Linked DNA regions of Mus musculus: region 1 is linked to region 2. A link is a contact called in ENCODE Hi-C or POLR2A ChIA-PET data. All regions are on one chromosome and are shown on one strand. The core of a region is the stretch at or near the end of the contact, and the rest is flanking DNA. Distances in the headings are between cores, read along the strand shown. Region 1 overlaps Mcu (mitochondrial calcium uniporter). Region 2 overlaps Mcu (mitochondrial calcium uniporter).

The links. Hi-C counts contacts between places; a loop is a spot of excess contacts on that map. ChIA-PET counts read pairs that join two places held with the same protein, here RNA polymerase II (POLR2A).
Region 1: a loop to region 2 is called in a map of heart, with 2.0 times the contacts of the local background. The contact joins two enhancer-like sites. A Hi-C loop is called at or near these places in 2 of 37 maps with a recorded cell type or tissue (both heart). POLR2A ChIA-PET finds 5 or more read pairs at or near these places in 3 of 5 experiments (Patski and embryonic stem cell).

What each region holds. Positions count from the first base shown.
Region 1 is chr10:59,534,625-59,541,553 of GRCm38, reverse strand. The region is part of intron 1 of Mcu (mitochondrial calcium uniporter); the gene reads left to right. Among named protein-coding and RNA genes, the nearest start is that of Gm40671, 37 kb to the left of the region's middle. Within about 2 kb of position 1,919, at least 3 of the 3 ENCODE cell types and tissues checked have a DNase peak (open chromatin) inside an H3K27ac peak, as active enhancers do; they include heart, where a contact is called at or near this core.
Region 2 is chr10:59,500,822-59,507,081 of GRCm38, reverse strand. The region is part of intron 1 of Mcu (mitochondrial calcium uniporter); the gene reads left to right. Among named protein-coding and RNA genes, the nearest start is that of Oit3, 62 kb to the right of the region's middle. Within about 2 kb of position 3,586, at least 3 of the 3 ENCODE cell types and tissues checked have a DNase peak (open chromatin) inside an H3K27ac peak, as active enhancers do; they include heart, where a contact is called at or near this core.

The DNA.
Region 1 (6,929 bases), core at 670-3,169, 36 kb before region 2:
GCCATGCATTCAGGAACCAGGAGCACTAACTGTCGGTAGACAATGCGGGCTGCTTAGGTGTGTTCATTCCTGTGCCCTCGAGTGCCACCTACATCCCTGCCTTCACGGTATGCGTGTTCCCTCCCCATCCTCTCTCATCCCCTTGCACTTACAAATCCTACCTAGCCCAGCACTTGGGAGGCTGAAGCTGGAGGATCAGGCCAGCTTTGGTAACACAGCAGTTAAAATGCACCAGCCCCCCCCCCAGGTTGCTTTATTTTTTCACTTCATCAGGATGTGCGTCTGGTTGTTCCTCTCACTAGTTGTTTAGTTCCTTACATATGTGCACATCAAGCCAGAGGTTACCCTGAGTAGTGCAGCTGTCTAGCCTTGAACCAACTTAGCGCAGAACTAGGCAAGGCCTTGAGACTGGTGGTGTCTAACCTGAAGCCAGCAGTTCTACAGGAAAGTGTGAAGGGAGTTCTCATCTATAAAAAAAGAAACAGTAACTCAATTGACGTGAGGTTTGCAGAATGCACTTTAAGCATAATCAATATCTACCTTAAGTACTTCATTAAATAGTTTGATTGAAGTCACCGAGTTGCACATCCATCCTCCATGCTGGCTAGAGACGTCATCATGGAGACTGCTTTCAAGATGGATCTTATCACTTGGTAGAGGTATGCTGTGTGCTTACCTCTAGAAAGCAGGTTTCTAGTCTGCTTTCTTTTGTGGGAAAAGTCCAAGAGTGGAATGCCCAAGTTAAACCTTACAGGATAGAGATGGGGAAGGGATTGTTGTAAATCATTAATATAGAGCAGACACGGTTTATTTTTTCTCCAAAGAAAAGAGAAAGCAGGGAGTTTTCCAGGCAAAGCATACAGATAGGGGGTGGTAGGGAATGGCCTGCACCCCTAAAAGGATGCCTGCAGGAAGGGCCTTCCATGCTGACCTCCAAAGGCTAGGAGTGTGACTGGGCAAAATATTCACCTGCATCTGCCCTCTCTCCTTTCCTTCTTAGAAAATCTTTTACCGTGTCCTCAACTCTTCAGTTTTCAACCACAGATTAAGGAAAGGCTCATTAGAAAGTCTGAGGCCATAGGCGTTAAAGAAATTATCAACCCCCCAAAGTCAATATCCAATTACTATACCATTTTGGCTGTTCCACACAATTAACCCTGCTGCAGAGTCCAAGGGAGGCCAGGGGAAGACCCACGCTGCTGGGTGCTATGGCTTCTGGCTTAGTCCTTCCTATTGTGGGGAGACCCACACTGCTGGGTGCTGTGGCTTCTGGCTTAGTCCTTCCTGTTGTGGGAGACCCACACTGCTGGGTGCTGTGGCTTCTGGGTTAACCCACTGTGCTGTACTGCAGGGGTGGGTAGCCCCAGGCCTGGATCTAGGAGGTGTCAGCATTCCAAATAGACTTTATTCTACTTTGCCTTGAGACCCAAAGCGAATGACAGGCAGAGAGGGGCAAGATTTGATCAGAGGCAAAGGGGAGCATGAAGGATTTTGCTTTCTTAGTTTTCATTTTTCAGCTCCTATCCAAGTAATAACCGCCCCATTGGGAGGATGCGGCTCAGTTTTATTAGATCTCCTTGAAAAGTGTCCCTCAGTGCAGATAGCAACTGCCGGGTTTAAAGCTAACTAACGTGAATGTGATTCATTAACTTTAAAATCGAGCTCCGGGGTAGTCACGTCTGATTTTCCTGAATTTTGTTGAGAGCAAATGGAATCTTTTCAGTGGACTGCATTTAGCTGTAGGAGAGAGGTTGAAGAATTGGCAATGGGCTTGCTGGAAAGTCCCACAAAGCAGTTGTCTGTAGGGATTAAATCTCTGACTGTCCTTGTCTGTCAGGAAAAGCCCTCTGGGTTGTGGGCAGCTCCCAGCAATGCTAATGTGCTGCTGTCCAGGGAGGCGGAGCAGCAGCCTGCTAGGTTCAGAGCAGCGGTGGCGGCGGCGGCGGGGAAAGCCTGGCCGTAGGTGTGCGTGGGCGAGAGCTGGGCGCGCTCCGCCTGAAGTGTGCAGAACAGCAGCCATATCTTGCCACGGGGATCCCTCCCCCCAAGAGCAATTCGGGTAATTCCTAAATGCTAATGCATTTCAGCACCAGAGTGGCCCGTGCTCTTGTTGCAGAGAGGAGCAGGAAAGCATGAAGAGAATGATTTAAAACGCCAATCAGTTTCTGGAGAACGTAGCTTTTACTCCCTTGATGAAGCTGTTCAAGAAGGACCTTGCTGTTGCCAAATGAGTTTGCGATTCTAGGATGCACAGGCAGGGGTGGCCCTTGTTCTCCCTCACCTAGAGTTCTCCTGCCCCTAGCTCAGTGGTTCAGGACCTTCCTCGTCCCGTGACCCCTTAATAAAGTTCCTCATGTTGTGCTGACCCCCAGCCACAACACTATTTTTGTTGCTACTCCATAACTGTAATCTTGGATAATAGAGGGTTTTGTCAGAGGGATCGCGACCCCCAGGTTGAGAACCACTGTTGTAGCTGCTAGGCATGCAGCTGCCCTTGCGTGATCCAGCAGGAGAATCTCCTCAGCTCCCTCACACAGTGAGCGGAACGCCTGGTGGTGGCCGCCTCTCCAGACAACCCTGCCTGCGCTGCTGCCAGTCAGGGCTTTCCTCATAACCTTGGTGCTTCTGCGGCAAGGTTAGTGGTTGAGCTTACCACACTTGTCATCTCTGCCTTCACACACCATCCTGATTCCTCCCCAGCCACCCCTCCCACTGGGGTCCCGTAAAGTTGCAGGTGGTATGCAGAGACTGAGGGTGACATTTTAAAAACACACCAGAGTTTTGTTTTTGTTTTTATTTTAAATGGTCATAATAGAAACCCCAGTGTCTAAAAACATTCTGTGACCGTCACATTTAGTGGCAGCTTAGAGGAAACTGAATATGAAAGAGCCAGAGGTACTCTAGGGAGGCACGCTTGCTCAGTAGCTATTTATCTGGGGTTGAGATGAGCTGCTTTTATGTGTTGGTATGTAGTCAAGAATTGCGTTTTCTTTCTCACTTTGAGTGTCTATGTAAATTCTCCAAGTGGAAATGAAGCTCCATTTATCTCCGAGTGTCCCCGGGCCAGGCTTCTGTAAGACCTCACAAGGCTGCGGGTTTTCATCTTATTTTAATTTGCAAGAAAAGCACTATAATGCATGTGTAGCCATTTATTTTAATCTAGTGTCAGTTGTCGGTGTAATCATGGAAATGAATGAAGGGATCCCTGAGACAAAGGAGGTTTTTATAGAAATCAAAGGAGCGTTGCTCAGCAACTCTTAATTAATAGTTGTTTACTGACTGTGTATTCCAGGGACATGTCGAGCAATTTAGGGATCCTGAAGAAAATAGCCACTTCCTCCACTCCAAGCCGCTTCTCTCCAGTTTGAGAGGAGAGTTACAAGACTCAAGGAAGGCAGTTTACTACAGTGAACACACAAGATGACAGATCGCCAGTGTGGTAGCACATACCTTAAATCCCAGCCCTCAGAAGACAGAGGCAGGCAGCTCTCTGAGTTCGAGGCCAGTCTGGCCTACGTAGTGAGTTCCAGAGAGCCAGAGCTACATAGTGAGACCCTGTCTTAAAAAATAAAATAAAATAAAATAAAATAAAATAAAGACACTTTAGTAGACTGATCTGTTGAGAGATCATTTCAGTAGGTATGAATTGCAGAGTCAGAGGCAACACCAGTTTGTAGTCCCGGCTGGCTGTGGGGTTTTGGCAGGGTTGGTTCAATAGCTGGGCTGCTGTGGACTGCACTGGAATGTTAGGGAGTAGCCAGCCATTGTTTACTCTCCTCCCAATGAGTCACATCGTGGGAAGAGCTGTGCTTAGAATCAGATGTGTCTGATTTCAGTCACGGGCTGCTCTCTGCCCTGTGCCCGCCCTGGGTGTCAGTGTTTATAGAAAGGGTAAGGATGATAGTTACAGGTCACAGGAGGGTTGGGATTAAATTATGCAGAAGCACGCACATACAGTGTCCCCAGCTTTCCGACTAAGTGCAGCCTTCCTGAAGACATGATGCGTGGGCAGAGACGTCTGCAGCGTTAGTTGTCTCCTTGCTACCTGCTTTCGTCCACACCAGTAAGCTCAGGTTTCCCTACCTTCTTTTAGAAGTCACCATGGACTGGACCTCACATGGCCAAACGCAAGGACATGCGTATGTAGGAAGGGAGGGATTGTTCAAGGGACGTATTCTTAAGCATTCAATAAACTTTTCCCAAGTTTAACACTATAAACGACCTTTATATCAAGTTGAAGAAAATATAAATTGAAAGACAATTATGCTGAGTTTGCACCTTGTGGCACAGAATGTGTGCCTGTTTTGGGCCTGGCTGGGGTGCGATGGGGAAAGGCCATCTATTCTTTTTTTTTTCTTTTTTTTAAGATTTATTTATTTATCTTATGTGTATGAGTACACTGTAGCTGTCTCCAGACACACCAGAAGAGGGCATTGCATCCCATTACAGATGGTTGTGAGCCACCATGTGGGTGCTGAGAATTGAACTCAGGACCTCTGGAAGAACAGTCAGTGTTCTTAACTGCTGAGCCATCTCTCCAGCCCCAGAAAAAAAGCCTTCTTTAGCCTCTCCAGCCCACAGTAATCTTTCCTTACTGAAAATTTCATTTCTCTTGGTTGTATAAATTTGACTGAACTGACCCCCCCCACACACACACTTCAGTATTGTTACAATTCAAGGTATATCTTTTTATACATGTATCCTGACTTGCTCAATAGATCATGGCCACTTAGCAATCACTGACCTTGTGGTTTTAAAAGATGTTTTTATTATTATTATTATTATTATTATTATTTGAGTATTTTATACCACATCCATGCCCAATGCTAAAGGAGGTGTTTTGCTTCCATGTGGGTACTGGGAATTGAACCTGGGTCCTTTGCAAGAATAAGTGCTCTTGACTACTGGGCCAACTCTCCCCAATACTTTGAACTTGTGTTTTAATCTTCTATTTACTTGATGGTTCATCAGTGATACTTTGTACATAATAGGCACTTGGGTTGATCATCCCTTCTCCTTGAGGCTAGTGATTATAATTGTCAGGAAGCAAGAACAAACCCTGCTTATTCATTCAGTAAGTATCCAGGTCCGCCCTAAACAAACAGCAGTTGAATTCGAGTGTATACCTCTAGTTGGCTAAATAAGTCAGCAGCTGCTGTCCAGCATGGTCTTGAAAGGACAAGGCTATGGCAGAAGGACATAGGCAGGAGCCTGGTGTGCATACAAACCAGCAACGGAAGTTCTGTACCTTGCCCATGTTGCTAAGAGGCAGCAGAGATGGATGAGTTTAAAAACTCATTGGGTTGATGTGGCAGCCTATAATCTAAGCTCTAGGGAACCTGAGCAAAAGAATTTTGAGTCACAGGCCATCTGGGAATTGAGTGTGATGTCTTAGAACCACTTGTACTGTTTCATAAATCTCTTAGGACCTAAAAACACTATACTTATGAGGTCTGACACTGGCTCTACTGTGCTTCCTAGAATAAGTGCTGGACTAGTTCTTTGAGACTTGTAAGGAATAGGTTTGGAGTACTAGGTAGGGAAATCTGGAAAATAGCTAGTCTTGATTACTGCTGTATCGCGGTGACAAAACACCATGACCACTGCAGCTTATAAAAGGAAGACTTTAACTGGGTTAATGGCTCCAGAGGGGTAGTCTATGGTGGTAGAATGAAGGCTTGACTCACCAAGAGCTCACACTGCGATCCACAAGCAGGAGGCGACAAGCAGAAAATACCCTGAGTCATCTTAGGATCTCCAAGCCTGCTCCCAATGGCACACCTCCTCCAATGAGGCCAAACCCAATTCTTCCCAAACAGTTCCACCAACTGGGGACTCAGTATTCACACCATTCAATCTACCACAGCCTTATAGCTTTTTTTTTTTTTTTTGGTTTTTTGAGACAGGGTTTCTCTGTATAGCCCTGGCTGTCCCGGAACTCACTCTGTAGACCAGGCTGGCCTTGGACTCAGAAATCCGCCTGCCTCTGCCTCCCAAGTGCTGGGATTAAAGGTGTGTGCCACCATGCCCAGCTCGCGTGTTGTTCCAGTCCAATCATGTTTTGAGCTGTCAGTTTTGTGTGGAGCTATTACATCCCTCAAACTATATTCAGATGAAACTAGATGAAACCATATTTGACACACAGTATGAACTCTTCTAACCACTTCTCCTCAAATGTAATGTTGGTGGCTCTTGCCTCTACGGTCCTTACATTGCCCTTCCTGTTTCCTACCAATCCTTGGAAAGACTCGTCCATTGTTACTCTCCATTATATTAGCATCCAAGTAAGATTATCAATATGTCCACGTCCACAATGTTCCTGGGCTTCTGAAGTTAGATTTTTTTCATTTCTAATCATAGCAGGAAAATTATTGACCTCTTTGACCATGATTTCAGATTGGACCACACTGAGTAAGTAAAGTAACTAACTGTGCAAATGTAACCTAGGCTACTGGGAAGGACCCGGGAAGGACATCCAGGGTGGACAGAGATCTGGGAGACTGCCTACTTCTCTTTTTCACCCATGGCCCACCAGACGCCCACCAGCCATCTTTTCATCCATGGCCCACCAGACGCCCACCAGCCATCTTTGTTTGCACATGTAATGTAGATCTTCTGGCTTTAGCTCCGCTTTGAAAGTGCCCCAGTGCCACGGACCTCATGGGAATCCATTCCATGCACATGCACATCATAGACCACTTAACATGTACCACGAAGTTCTTAATTCTGAACTCTTGTGTTCGTATGTCTATTGTTGGACTTTCATATTGCAAAATTCATCAACATAGGTAGGAGGAAAAGATAACTCCTGACCTGTATCCAGTGACTGTTAGCCTTTTCCAAGGAAAGTAAGTCCTTTTTAAAGGAATTCTTCTTAACTCTAATGGATGTAGAGCCTCAGTTCTCACTTGTGTGCCAAAAGCGACCCT
Region 2 (6,260 bases), core at 2,337-4,836:
TAGGGAAAGGAAGCTATATTCCTGTCGCTGACTTTTAGCAAATGAAATTTGAAAAATGAAACTATTTGCAATAACATTAAGATACATTAAAACATGTCATAGGAAAGAGATGTCAGGCCTCCCCAGAGAAAACCAGAGGTTCACGGGGAGGAAAGAATGTGTCAAGATCATGCCCGGGAATATTTAACATTGTTCAGCTGTTGCTTCTCTGCAGATTCATCTGCAGGATCTGTATATTCTCAGTGGAGGAAAAGATGGCCAGCTTGTTGCAGAAGAAAGTAAATCTAAGCTTGGCTGGATCCTAGACTAAATAAAACGAATCATAAAACACAGGTATAAATGTTCACGCTAAAAGAGCAAAGCTTGTTGGAGAAACCAGAAGAATATCTTCCTGACCTTCAGACGGGGAACAGTACCTAAAACAGAGTATAAAAGCCACTACTCATGAAGGAAAACATTACAGTTGGGCTACATTAAAAGCTTCAGTTTCATTCTTTGAGGTACCATCAAAATGCTTGCTACGGTGAGAAAAGAAATGCTCATACACATATACACATAAATACACACACACACACACACACACACACACACACACACATATGAAGCCCCAACAAAGGGCTTATGTCCCAATATATAAGTAATTTTATATAAAATTTAAAAGGTAGCATAGCTCCAAATTAGCTAAGCTGACAATATTAAAAATGATAAAATAAAAAAAAATTAAAAAGCATGGGGCTAGAGAGATGGTTCAGCAGTTCAGAGCATTTACTGTTCTGCCAGAGACCCGGGTTCAATTCCCAGCACACCCACCTGAAGTCTCACACTTCCTGTAACTTCAGCTCCAGGAGATCCAATGCCCCTGGCCTCTATGGGCTCTTCCACTCACATGTACATGCCCACATACAGATTCACACACATACACATAATTAGAAAAAAATTTTTAAGCAAAGAGTCTGGAACTCTTGGTGTTAGGGTACTGGAGGCAAGACAGTGGAGCCTGCCATAGAACTCACTGTGTGGCCCCGAGAACATAGGCAGGTCCCTTAGCTCTGAAGTTCATTTCCTAGTTTTATCTCGAAGAGTATATAAAGTGAACGTTCACGCCTGCGTATTAGTCAACCTGGATATAGCCCAGAAGTCCGTTGTGGTGGACTTGTTTAATGGACGTCTAAGTCTGCAGCAGTGAAACGGAGTTATTGCTTTGTCTGCCAGCGTGGGAGAGCCCAGTAGAGCCAATGTGGGCCAACACACAGCAAGATAAAATCGATAAATGCTGTCCACTCTGTTCATATACAACCCACGCCTTCGTCAGAAAAGAACATCCCCAGCTTCTTTTAGCAAGCATGCAGACTCGGTGAGGACTCTGAAAGATGCTCAGTGCTTTCAAACAAACAAACAAAAACAGTTTAGAAATACTTTTACAATTTACAAAGGATTCTATAATGCATTTCTATACTTATCACTCTTAAATATCCACGTTTGGTCTAGCTCGTGTCAAATCTTTTCTTTTTTTTTAAACTGGGAAAATTTCTTAGTTTCTTTTCCTCTTGCTGTGATAAAATGCTCTGTGGAAAGTAACATAAGAGAAGATTTATTGGGGTTCACAGTTCAGGGTACTGTCCATCACGGTGGGGCAGGGGTCAGCAGCAGGAGCTTGTGGGAGTTGGTCACTCTGCATCCGTCATCTTCTGTTTTATTGGTTATTTTTGTTTCGTTTTTGAAAAATGAGAGAGCGTGAAGCTGGGTAGGTAGGGAGGTGGGGAAGATCTAGAGAGAGCTGGAGTAAAGGAAAGAATATGAGCAAACCATATTGTATGAGAAGAACTTAGGAAGCAGAGAGCCGTGGATACGTGTGTGCCAGTACACAGCTTGCTTTTTCCACTTTTTAGAGTCCAGAGTCCTTGGCTGGGGAGTGGTCCTACCCAGTTAAGATGGGACTTTCCACACTAATTATTATAATTAAGATAATACTTCATAGACAGTCTCAGAGACTGACCTTAATGTCCGTATCTCCCCCTGAGTTCCTGGTGATTCTCCATTCTGTTAAATTGGCATTTAATACTATCATGGAAAATACATATTGCAGTATTGTCAAAACTCTCTGTTTCCATCCCCAATTTCCAAAATTTTCTTTCCAGAGCTATGTAGTATAAAAATGATATACCATCTCTATGAGTCTTAAGAGTAATCACATTCACATATTCGTTGTTGTTATGTGTATATATTCCTCATATTCAATAGTTATTAATATGTATATATTTATATACCCATTAAAGATAAAGTAATAATGCATGTATTTGTATGTTAATTCATCAAGTACTATAACTTACATACTCTATAGCTTACACATTTACTATACATTGCTTTTGCAATTTATTCATGTTTAAATCAATGGATAGTTTGGGTACTATGCAAACATGAATTATCATTCCTAGCTGTTCATAATTCTTGCAAAATGAAGATGGTAGTGGTATTTGTAAGAAGAGTCATTATTAATATGTAATTGAGCCTCTGTCAGCTCGGACTGTGAAGCCATGACTAGAACTGTTGGCTGAGTGTTTGGTCCCACGTGACCAGCGAAGAGCTGGCTTCAGGCAGAATAAGCAAAGAGTTGGGCTTTCAATTATGTATGAAAATCACCCTAGCTGCCTTGTCTGCATCCCTTTACACTACACTGTGATGATTTGATTTGTAAGAGTTTTAATAACAGCCTCTTTGTGATCATTTTAAGTAATGTGTTAACTATATGAAGCATAACAGCAAACTAAAATAAATCCATCCACTTAACTAACATCAGAGAAAAGGAAAAAAAAGTCATTGAATTTGACGTGTTTTTATGAAGCCCCGGGGTATTAAGAACAAATGTGTTTAAATCTCTCATTAATTAAAGTGTGTTTGTTCTGGGTGGCATTGCTATGGGACTTCGTCTGGCAGTGCGGAAGGAGCACTGGCTGCTCCTGGTCCCTGCCTGTTGCCAGAGCTACAGCTGGAGCTGCTAACTCAGCAGGGCGGTTATCCCGGAAAGGCAAGCGTGCATTGATTGGGTCATAAGTCGGTAAAAAGAGTAAATGGGAAGGGTGTTGAAACACACCCACTCCAGTGCTGGAACTCTCGCCTGTTGTCTCGTTCTCCTAGTGTAGAAATCCACTCCGCTCATGCGCGCGTGGGAGGACAGAGAGCGATGCTCAGGACAGCTACTGCACCCCTCTCCTCACGGGGAAGGAAGGAAGAAAGCTGCGTTCTTTTCCAATACTAGCTGACGCCAGAGCAAAAATAAAAGTCACTTCAGACCTATTTATCTGCACTGCCCCTCGTGTGTGTGTGTGTGTGTGTGTGCGCGCGCGCGCGCGCGCATGTAGGTATACACACATTATTTACATGGGTGCACTTGTAGGCCTGAGGGTGACCTCAGGTGCCTTCCTCGCTTCCTCTCCAGGTTATTCATTATCTCCTACTGAGCCTAGAACTCCCGTTTGATTAATCTGGCTGGCCAGTGAGTGCCCAGGATGCCGTCCCTGCCCCCCTCCACCAGCACCTGGCTTGCAGGAATGACCCCTTTGCACGAGTCCCAGGCATCTGACCTCACACTTCCCTGCCACGCCCTGTTGCTTGGGTCATCTCCCACCCGGTGGTTGGACATTGTTTATTTCGTTAAAGAAGCATCGCAGGAAGAAGGAAGACGAGTTATTAAAATACCGTACTTACTGCTTTCTCCATCCTAGTCTCTGATGCTTTATAAACTTTACCAAAAACTTAAATCTCATACATTTTACTTGTTAAAAAAAATAAATAAAGCAAGAAGCATATTCATGTTAGTTTGTACTCCTTCAGTTTTTTTTTATTTTGAATATTCTCAAATCTAAAGAAAATGATAGAAAGAATACAATGTGCATGTAGTCTTATCCCCATCTAGATTTATGTTATTAATATGTGACTACATTTGCTTTATTTTCCCTATGTATATGCATATGGAAAAAAACGGGTTTTATTTCTTCTATATATGTGCATTCACATGTACACATGTGTGTTAGATTTATTTTCTCTACATACATATTCACATGTTCACATACATGATAGCTTTATTTTCCCAACATATGTGCATTTACATGTACATACACATGCACATTAGTTTCATAGTCTCCACATATGTACGTTCATATGTCCACACGTGTGTTACTTTTATTTTTCCCTGAATATGTGCATTCACGTGTACAGATGCACATTAGTTTCATCTTCTCTACATAGGTGCATTCACATGTTCACATACATGTTGGTTTTATTTTTTTCCCAGTTCCTTTACCTGTAGACACTTTAACCCTGATTTCGTAAGAACACTAGCATTCTCTTGCTCTTGTGCACGATGTAAGAGCTGTTTTCATCTCTGGAACCCTTTTGTTACCTGTTTTTATCTGTATTCAGGAACAAAGGAAGCGGGAGGGAGTATTAATAGCTGCCGCCCACCGCCTAAGTTATTCACCACTGTGCATCTTTCAGAATCCAAGTGTGAAACACAGAGAAGTTCAGCTTCCGTGCTGAATAGATACAAAGTATCGAAGGGACGGGATCCCAAAGCCTTACTCCTGCTGTCTCTTGCACCGTTTCTCCCAGCTGCACAAACCGTTAAATCATCCCCCTCAACTACTTCATTGTGCGTGACACATGTCAGGAAAGAACACATCGCTATTTGTCTTCACAAATTCATAGCTTTCCGAGTTGTAAAGACTCACAATGGCTGCTGTAAGGCCTGTTCATTTCAAAGGCGAAAAGTCTGGTTCAAGGTCATGGAGCTAGGTATGACTGGAGAATCTCATTTTCAAGCTGTCTAGGCAGCATTCTTTCTACCACAGGGATTCTCACTGAAACTCCGTTGCTTCTGCCAGGGTCTTGATAAGAGAGGAGGTGGAGGTCTGAGACCACCACACCTCCCTTGCTCCTGCCTGCGCTTAAATCTGGATTGGGTGAGCTACACAAGGCTTTCCGAGCTTCTGTTTGCATAAGAATTTTCTGGTAACCTTGTTACAAAGCCAGAGGGCTAAGGTGGGAGCTGGGAGTCTGCCCCTCACTCCTGACTAGCTCCTGGGTGATGCAGACGCCACAGGTGCAGGCGACAGCTGTCAGAACCAGCCCAGGTTCGCATAGCCCAGGAGTCCCCCAAATAGGAAAGAGTATTTTCAAACATTACACAGTACTGCACTTTATAAAACCCAGAAACTAATGTAATCAACACCTGTTTATCCACCACCAACCCGAAACGAAATACTTCCAAGGTCATTGCCGCAGTGACCGGAGACTTCATAGACTTAGATGGTAAGACAGAGGGACCCACAGATTCAAGTCTTCTGCCAAAGAGCACTGTTAAGAAGACCACTACATCATGTTCCATTCTCCACTCGCGATATGAGCGTCTTCCAAATGATGTCTGTCTAGTCAGTCTAACAAGTGGCATTCTGCTTTCATTCCTTTTGGAACAGTATAAAGAGTTATCAAGAACAAATCCTAGTGTTTATGTGTCGATAAGGATTTTTGTGGATAAGGATTCTTAAGAATTTTTGTGGTTGGGTATTTTGTCGTCTAAAAATAGTTAACAGTATAGTTATTAACCAACTCAATGTAACATGAAATCCACCCGCAGCAGCCAAAAATAAAACAGACCTTAAATATGTAGGTGAAGGAATACTCTAACTACTCCCCAAATGCCTGTAGCTGTTGTCATTTCTTCTAATTTCTCAGACTCCCTCAGCAGTAAATAAAACATCAGCAATAATTCCCCAAGGGAAAGAGTAGAGTACAAAGCTGTCATAGAGCTTGTCAAAGAAGCTGAAATAGGGGAAAAAGGGGTGGGGGGCGCGACAATTCTGTGAAGTAAGTCTTTATGAAGTTTCTACTACCTCCTGGCATACTGAGAGGTCCTAATATGTAAGGAGATTAATATGTACGAAGTCTTCTGGCTGACCATAACCCTAAAGGGGAGTGTGTCATCAGAACAGATATTAGAACACAGCATGGTGGAATAAAAGGGTTTGGACTGAATCTAGGAACAGTGTATGGAAGTTGTAAAGACGATGAACTTGAAGACATAATGTGTTTAAAAGTAATACAAGGGCTGGGGGTGTGGCCTAGCTGGTAAGCATGCTTGGGGGTGTGGCCTAGCTCGTGAGCATGCTTGCCTGACGTTTTCAGAGTCATGGCTTCAATATCCAGCACCACAAATGATCCCTGAGGAAATGTACACCCCCAGTGCTTGGGAGCTGAAGGCAGGA